Linked DNA regions of Homo sapiens: region 1 is linked to region 2. A link is an interaction called in ENCODE POLR2A ChIA-PET data of the cell type or tissue named here. Cell type or tissue: K562. All regions are shown on one strand. Each heading gives the region's core, and the rest is flanking DNA. Links, peaks and the distances in the headings are about the cores only. Region 1 overlaps FAM78A (family with sequence similarity 78 member A). Region 2 overlaps NUP214 (nucleoporin 214).

Region 1 (4,387 bases), core at 254-4,253, 110 kb before region 2:
TTTAACAGGGTTGGAGCCATGCCATCGGATTTGTGTTTTTAGAAGATCCTTCGGGCTGCTTCTGGGAGGGGAACAGATTGCAGGAGGCTGGGAGACCAGGGAGGGGTAAGGCCATGGTGGAGGCAGAGGAGGAGAAGGGGCACAGCCTGGAGGGGCGAGGGAGAGTCCAGGATGGCGCTGTGTCCCGGAGACACAGGCCTCCCCGTTGCCAGCCAGGCCAGTGGCTCTGTCCACCCATGTCAGGGCTTCGTGAGACATGGAAAGCAGGTGCCCTGCAGATGTTTGTTGGGTGGGTGATGATGGGACTCAGGACAGGGACGCTGCGGGAGGCTGAGGAAGCCACTTCAGCCCGGGAAGCATTCTGACGCCTGGGTTCCAGCCTGGACTTGCCTGCTGTCCTTTGGGGTCCCTAGGAGGATGGGAGTGTGACAGGTGGCTCTGCCTGCCTCTGCCCACAGCCATGGAGGTGAACGGCCTGCTGGGCTCCTAGACTGGACAGCTGTCCGGGGCCTGCACTCAGAAGGGCCCTGAGCGTGGTTCAAGGCTCTGCCGTCTCAGCATTGAAAATCTCAGGTTGTTTACAGCCAGGTGCGGTGGCTCACGCCTGTAATCCCAGCACTTTGGGAGGCCGAGGCGGGCAGTCACCTGAGGTCAGGGGTTTGAGACCAGCCTGGCCAACATGGTGAAACTCCGTCTCTACTAAAAAAATATAAAAATTAGGCCGGGCATGGTGGCTCACGCCTGTAATCCCAGCACTGTGAGAGGCTGAGGTGGGTGGGTTACCTGAGGTCAGGAGTTCGAGACCAACCTGAATAACACGGTGAAACCCCATCTCTACTAAATAATTAGTCCGGCATGGTGGCACATGCCTGTAATCCCAGCTACTTGGGAAGCTGAGGCAGGAGAATCGCTTGAACCCAGGAGGCAGAGGTTGCAGTGAGCTGAGATCATGCCATTGCACTCCGGCCTGGCCAGGAAGAGTGAAACTCTGTCTCAAAAAAAAGGAGAAAGGTGGTTAAGATATTGCTTAACTTTAGACTTTTAAGTTAAAAATAATCGGAAAATTTCAAGGACAACTACTAAGAGAACAGAATTAGAATGTTTAAATCCCCAATAAGTACCAAGAAGAAACAGAAGAAAAATACCAATAAAATCTGTAATCAAAAGAATGGTGGACAAAAAGCACTAAAAAACTCAATAGAAATTTAATAGAGAAGAGAAACAAGTTCATATAAAAATAATTCGGCTGGGGACGGTGGCTCACGCCTGTAATCCCAGACACTTCGGGAGGCCAAGGCAGGCAGATCACCTGAGGTCAGGAGTTTGAGACCAGCCTGGCCAACATGGTGAAACCCCGTCTCTACTAAAAGTACAAAATTAGCTGGGCGTGGTGGTGGGTGCCTGTGGTCCTACCTACTCAGGAGGCTGAGGCAGAAGAATCACTTGAACCTGGGAGGCCGAGGCTGCAGTGAGCAGAGATCCCGCCACTGCACTCCAGCCTGAGTGACAGAGTGAGACTCTGTCTCAAAAAAAAAAAAAAAGGTCAGAAAAGGCTTCAGGTCAAATTAGGGCTTTGGGTCAAATCAGGGCTACCTGGTCTGGGAGAGGCACACTTCTAACTGCTGATGCCACCCTCAAAGGGTCTCCAGAAGCTTCCACTGACTGCTGTTGGCTGCACCAGGCAGTGAGTATCAGTACATTTAATCATCACAAAAACCGGGCAGGCAGATGTTGGCGGATTGTCTGTGGGCTGCTGAAGAGCTGGTAGAGCTCAGCGCGTCTGTGACTGGACCACAGTGCGAGTAGCTGGGGCTGACAGTGGACCCTGGGCTGCTGCACCCGCTGCAACCCCCAGGTGGAGGGATCCACGCAGCCTGGTGACGATTTGGCCCTGGCCCTGAGCCATGCCCCGCGTGACGCAGTGCTGTCTGCCAGCCTGGGAGGCTCCTCACCTGTCTTTGCCTGAGCCAGGGCCTGGGAGTTTCAGGACTGGGAAAGGAAAGAAAACCCCAAGGCTGGGGTCAGGAAGAGGAGGGCTATTTTGCTGCTCAGTCCTGCTCCCCCAAACCAGACCTTCAGCTCTTTGCAAACGAAAGAGGGGGCAAGGCCAAAGCGGGGTTCCTTATGCAAGTTTGCTTCCTGCCCTGAAAAACCAAAAAAACGGAAAACTTTTCCAAGCAAGTGTAAGCACTGTGTGAGGACAGAGTGGGCGTTTCCTTCTGAAATAGGAGACTAGGCCCCCAGTGGGCAAAGAGACCCTGACCCGCTTCTCCATCTGTGCGGGGGAATGAATGAGCAGGCTCACCCTGTTGTCATCCTGCCTGCTGCTGTGGGGCCCCCCTAGATCTTAGGAATTGCTGGGTACTTCCGGACAGTGAGGTTGTCTGAGCTGCCTGCAGGTTCCCTGAGTCTGGGTACTCAGGGGCTGGGCAGGAGATGCCCATTAAGCAGGTGTTACTCTAATGAGTGAGCTTTTCAATGAGATGAACAGGAAAATTAGCAAAATCATGTTCCTAATCATTCCTCCTGCGGCGGCCCCAATTTTGCTAACTGTTAACATTATATGATGCATAAGTAGGGGAATGCATTTTTAAAATTATGGTAAAGCCTATGTAACATTTTATAAAATTGACCATTTTATTTTATTATTAATTTTTTTTTTTTTAAGACAGGGTCTGGCTCTGTCACCCAGGCTGGAGTGCAATGGTATGATCTCGGCTCACTGCAACCTCTGCCTCCCAGGTTCAAGCGATTCTCCTGCCTCAGCCTCCCGAGTAGCTGGGATTACAGGTGCCTGCCACTACGCCCAGCTAATTTTTGTATTTTTAGTAGAGACGGGATTTCAGCATGTTGGCCAGCCTGGTCTCGAACTCCTGACCTCAAGTGATCTACCGTGCCCAGCCAAAATAGACCATTTTAATCATTCATAAGTGTACAGCTCAGTGGCATTAGGTCTGTTCAAATTGTTTTGCAGCCTTCACCACCATCTATCTTCAGAACTCTTTTCTTTTTCTTTTTTTTTTTTTTTGAGATGGAGTCTTGCTCTTATCGCCCAGGCTGGAGTGCAGTGGTGTGATTTCGGCTCACTGCAACCTCCGCCTCCTGGGTTCAAGCGATTCTCCTGCCTCAGCCTCCTGAGTAGCTGTGATTACAGGTGCCCACCACCATGCCTGGCTAATCTTTGTACTTTTAGTAGAACAGGGTTTCACCGTATTGCCCAGGCTGGTCTGGAACTCCTGACCTCAGGTGATCCACCTGCCTCGGCCTAACAAAGTGCTGGGATTGCAGGTGTGAGCCACTGCGCCCAGCCCAGAACTCTTTTCATCTGCAAAACTGAAACTTCGTCCCCAAGAAATATCAACTTTCCGTTCCTCTTTCTCCCAGCCCCTGGCAACCTCCATTCTACTTTCTGTCTCTATGAATTTGACAACACTAGGGACTTCACATAAGTAGAATCACACAGTTTGTGTTTTTTTGTGGCTGGCTTATTTCACTCAACATAACGTCCTCAAGGTTGATCTGTGTTGTAGCCTGTGTTGGAACATCCTTCCTTCTTAAGGCTGAAGAACATTCCATTGTACGTATGTAGCACATTTTGTTTATCCATTTATCTGTCGTTGGACACTTGGATCGCTTCTGCCTTTTGGCTATTGTGATTAATTCTAGGAACAGGAATGCATTTTTTTTTAGAGGTAGGGTCTCACTGTGTTGGCCAGCCTCGGCCTCCCAAAGTGCTGGGATTAGAGGTGTGAGCCACTGCGTCCAGTTGGGAGTGCTTTTTTTTTTTTTTTGCAGACAGAGTCTCACTCTGTCACCCATGCTGGAGTGCAGTGGCACAATCTCAGCTCACCGCAAACCCAGCCTCCCAGGTTCAAGCAATTCTTCTGCCTCAGCCTCCTGATTACAGGATTAGAGGCATCTGCTACCGTACCCCGCTAATTTTTTTTTTTTTTTTTTGGAGACAGAGTCTCACTCTGTCGCCCAGGCTGGAGTGCATGGCGTGATCTCGGCTCACTGCAACCTCTGTCTCCTGCCTCAGCCTCCTGAGTAGCTGGGACTACAGGCGCATGTCACCATGCCTGACTAATTTTTTCTATTTTTTTTAGTAGAGACAGGGTTTCACCATATTGGCCAGGGTGTTCTCAAACTCCTGACCTCATGATCCGCCCCCCTTGGCCTCCCAAAGTGAATTTTTGTATTTTTAGTAGAGACGAGGTTTCACCATGTTGGCCAGGCTGGTCTTGAACTCCTAACCTCAAGTGATCAGCCTGCCTCAGCCTCCCAAAGTGCTGGGATTACAGGTGTGAGCCACCACGCCCGGCCAGGAGTGCATTTTTAACAGTAGCTTGTTCCTGGGAGTACCCGCTGTGCACGTAGGTGAGCAGAA
Region 2 (4,387 bases), core at 211-4,210:
CAGGCAGGGTGGCAGGTGCCTGTAATCCCAGCTACTCAGGAGGCTGAGGCAGGGGAATCACTTGAACCCAGGAGGCAGAGGTGGCAGAGAGGTGGTACAATGAAAAGGGAAACAGAATGGGTATGGCTGCCTAGGCCCCCAGGGAACAAATGTTCTTGCTTAATTCTCATTTCTCAGTTCCATGGTCTGGGAATTTTCCATTCCATTCTGGTACTCAGACAGTGCATCCATTTAGATTTTGCTCTCCCACCCATAAAATTAACTGTAATGGAGACAAAACGGTGCTGAAAGTAATTCTAAACCTATCTATTCACAGCATAGAACATATAAGTCATCTTCCCATTTGAGAAATACTCATTTGTTTGCAAAATCAAAGAACACTATCAGCACTAAAAACTGAATCTGTCATTATTTAAAATTTTAGCTATTTAACTTATTATAGGCCTGCAATAATTTTATTTAAATTTTGGGCGACTGTTAACCTTCATGGCTATGCAACTTGATTCTCAAAAATTAAAAACAGGCCAGGTGGCTGGGCGCTGTGGCTCACACCTGTAATCTCAGCACTTTGGGAAGCCAAGGTGGGCAGATCACCTGAGGCCAGGACTTCCAGACCAGCCTGGCTAACATGGTGAAATCCCGCCTTGACTAAAAATACAAAAATTAGCTGGGCAGGGTGATGCATGCCTATAATCCCAGGTACTTGGGAGGCTGAGGCACAAGAATCACTTGAACACAGGAGGCGGAGGCTGCAGTGAGCTGAGATCACGCCACTGCACTCCGGCCTGGGCAACAGAGCAAGACACTGTCTCTAAACAAAAAATCAGGCCGGGCATGGTGGCTCATGCATGTAATCCCAGCACTTTGGGAGGCCAGGACGGGTGTATTACTCGAGGTCAGGAGCTCGAGACCAGCCTGGCCAACATGGTGAAACCCCATCTCTACTAAAAATACAAAAATTAGAGCTGGGTGCAGTGGCTCATGCCTGTAATCCCAGTACTTTGGGAGGCCAAAGCAGGTGGATCACTTGAGGCCAGGAGTTTGAAACCAGCCTGGTCAACACGGTGAAACCCCATCTCTACTAAAAATACAAGAATTACCCGGGTGTGGTGGCGCGCGCCTGTAATCCCAGCTACTCCAGAGGCTGAGGCAGGAGAATCTCTTGAACCTGGGAGGTGGAAGTCGCAGTGAGCTGAGATCATGCCACTGCACTCCAACCTGGGTGAAAGAGTGAGACCCTGTCTCCAAAACAAAACACAAAAAACAAAAAACAAAAATTAGCTGGGAGTGGTGGTGCACGCCTGTAATTCCAGCTACTCAGGTGGCTGAGGCAGGAGAACTACATGAACCCAGGAGGCTGAGGTTGCAGTGAGCTGAGATCGCACCACTGCACTCCAGCCTGGGCAACAGAGTGAGACTCTCTCTCAAAAAAAAAAAAAAAAAAAAAAACGCCAGACACAGTGGCTCACACCTGTAATCTCACACTTTGGGAGGCCAAGTCAGTAGGAGTGCTAGGGCCCAGGTGTTCGAGACCTGCTTGGGCAACACAGCAAGGCCCCATCTCTACAAAAATTTTAAAAATTAGCCAGACATGGTGGCGTGTGCCTGTAGTCCTAGCTACTTAGGAGGCTGAAGCAGAAGGATCACTTGAGCCCGAGTTCGAGGCTGCAGTGAGCTAGGATCGTGCCACCGCACCACACACTCTGGCCCAAGCAACAGAGAAAGACCGTGTCCAAAATTAAAAAACAAAACAAAACAAAAAAAAAAACAGAGCTAAACGTGGTAGCGTACACTTGTAGACCCAGCTACTCAGGAGGATGAGTTAGGAGGATCACCTGGGCCCAGGAATTCGAGGCTTTTGTGCACCATAATCATGCCTGTGAATAGCCTTTGCACTCCTGGGCTACATAGCAAAACTCTGTCTCCTAAAAAAAAATAAAATAAAACTGAGGCATTCAATTAAGTATGTCTACAAATGGAGATAATGTGCTATACACTAGGAAAAGCAGTTTACATCTGTAGAGAGATCTTATTATGTTTAAATGTATTTTCAAAATTATTTGTGTAGCTGGCACAGACAAGAGAAAAAATAAAGCGCGTCCAAACTGATAAAGAGAAAGTCAAACTGTCGCTGTTTGCCGATGTTATGATCATGTACCTAAAAAACCCTAAAGACTCATCCAAAAAGGTCCTAGATCTGATAAACGAATTCAGTAAACTTTCAGGATACAAAATCAATGTACACAAATCAGTAGCACTGCTATACACCAACAGCGACCAAGCTGAGAATCAAATAAACAACAACCCCTTTTATAATAGCTGCAAAAAAAAAAAGAACAAAAAAAAAAAAACTTAGGAATATACCTAACCAAGGAGGCAAAAGACCTCTACAAGGAAAACTACAAAACACTGCTGAAAGAAATCATAGACGACACAAATGGAAACGACACAAACAAATAGAAATACATCCCATGCTCAGCCGGGCGCAGTGGCTCATGCTTGTAATCCCAGCACTTTGGGAGGCCTAGGCGGGTGGATCATGAGGTCAGGAGATCGAGACCATCCTGGCTAACACAGTGAAACCCCGTCTCTACTGAAAATACAAAAAATTAGCCGGGCGTGGTGGCAGGCGCCTGTAGTTCCAGCTACTCAGGAGGCTGAGGCAGGAGGATGGCGTGAACCCGGGAGGTGGAGCTTGCAGTGAGCCGAGATCGTGCCACTGTACTCCAGCCTGGGTGACAGAGCAAGACTCCGTCTCAAAAAAAAAAAAAAAAAAAAGACAGAAATACATCCCATGCTCATGGATGGGTAGAATCAATATTGTGAAAATGACCATGCTGTCAAAAACAATTTACAAATTCAATGCAATTCTCATCAAAATACCATCATCATTCTTCACAGAACTAGAAAAAACAATCCTAAAATTCATATAAAACTAAAAAGAGCCCACATAGTCAAAGCAAGAATAAGCAAAAAGAACAAATCTGGAGGTATCACGTTATCTGACTTCAAACTATACTACAAGCCTATAGTCACCAAAACACCATGGTACAGGTACAAAAATAGGCAGACAGACCAATGGAAAAGAATAGAGAACCCAGAAATAAAGCCAAATTATTAGAGCCAACTGATCTTCAACAAAGCAAACAAAAAACATAAAGTGGGGGAAGGACACCCTATTCAACAAATAGTGCTGGGATAATTGGCAAGCCACATGTAAAAGAATGAAACTGGATCCTCATCTCTCACCTTATACAAAAATCAACTCAAGATGGATCGAAGACTTAAATCTAAGACTTGAAACCATAAAAATTCTAGAAGATAACATCAGAAAAACTCTTACAGACATTGACTTAGGCAAGGAGTTCATGACCAAGAATCCAAAAGCGAATGCAACAAAAAGGTAAATAGATGGGACTTAATTAAGCTTCTGCACAGCAAAAGAAATAATCAGCAGAGTAAACAGACAACTCACAGAGTGGGAGAAAATTTTCACAAACTATGCATTCGACAATGGACTAATATCCAGAATCTATAAGGAACTCAAACATATCAGCAAGAACAAAACAAACAATCCCATCAAAAAGTGGGCTAAGGACATGAACAGACAATTCTTAAAAGATATACAAATGGTTGACAAACATCCAAAAAAATGCTTAACATCACTAATTATCAGGCAAATGCAAATCAAAACCACAATGCAATACCGTCTTACTTCTGCAAGAATGGCCGTAATTTAAAAATCAAAAAATAATAGATGTTGGTGTGGATGTGGTGAAAAGGGAACACTTTTACACTGCTGTTGGGAATGTAAACTAGTACAACCACTACAGAAAACAATATGGAGATTTCTTAAAGAACTAAAAGTACCTACCATTTGATCCAGCAATCCTACTACTGTGTATCTACCCAGAGGAAAAGAAGTCATTACATGAAAAAGACACTTGCACACGCATGTTTACAGCAGCACAATTCACAATTGCAAAAATATGGAACGAGCCCAAATGCCCATCAATCAACGAGTGGATAAAGAAAATGTGACACACACGCGAGCGTGCGCGTGCGCACACACACACACACACAACTACTACTACTCAGCCATAAAAAGGAATGAAATAATGGCATTTGCAGCAACCTAGATGGAGCTGGAGACCATTATTCTAAGTGAAGTAACTCAGGAATTGAAAACCAAACACCATTTGTTCTCATTTATGAGCAGGAGCTAAACTATGAGGATGCAAAGGGATAAGAATGATACAACGGAACAGGCGCGGTGGCTCACGCCTGTAATCCTAGCACTTTGGGAGACCAAGACGGGCAGATCACTTGAAGTCAGGAGTTCAAGACCAGCCTGGCCAACACGGTGAAAGAGGATGCAGTGAGCCAA

What was found. Peaks named below come from ENCODE experiments on the same cell type or tissue, not always from the same donor. Only the 100,000 strongest peaks of a DNase experiment are listed, where the experiment ranks them.
Region 1: POLR2A ChIA-PET joins it to region 2 with 5 read pairs; 3 of 35 experiments call an interaction of 5 or more read pairs at or near these places.

The regions. Positions count from the first base shown.
Region 1 is chr9:131,261,881-131,266,267 of GRCh38, reverse strand. The region is part of intron 1 of FAM78A (family with sequence similarity 78 member A); the gene reads left to right. Among named protein-coding and RNA genes, the nearest start is that of FAM78A, 12 kb to the left of the region's middle. RefSeq lists an enhancer at 3,516-3,565. In K562, for the core only: no CTCF peak of the experiment used is centred there; DNase peaks (open chromatin) are centred at 365, 1,877 and 2,407.
Region 2 is chr9:131,154,522-131,158,908 of GRCh38, reverse strand. The region is part of intron 17 of NUP214 (nucleoporin 214); the gene reads right to left. Among named protein-coding and RNA genes, the nearest start is that of NUP214, 31 kb to the right of the region's middle. In K562, for the core only: no CTCF peak of the experiment used is centred there; no DNase peak of the experiment used is centred there.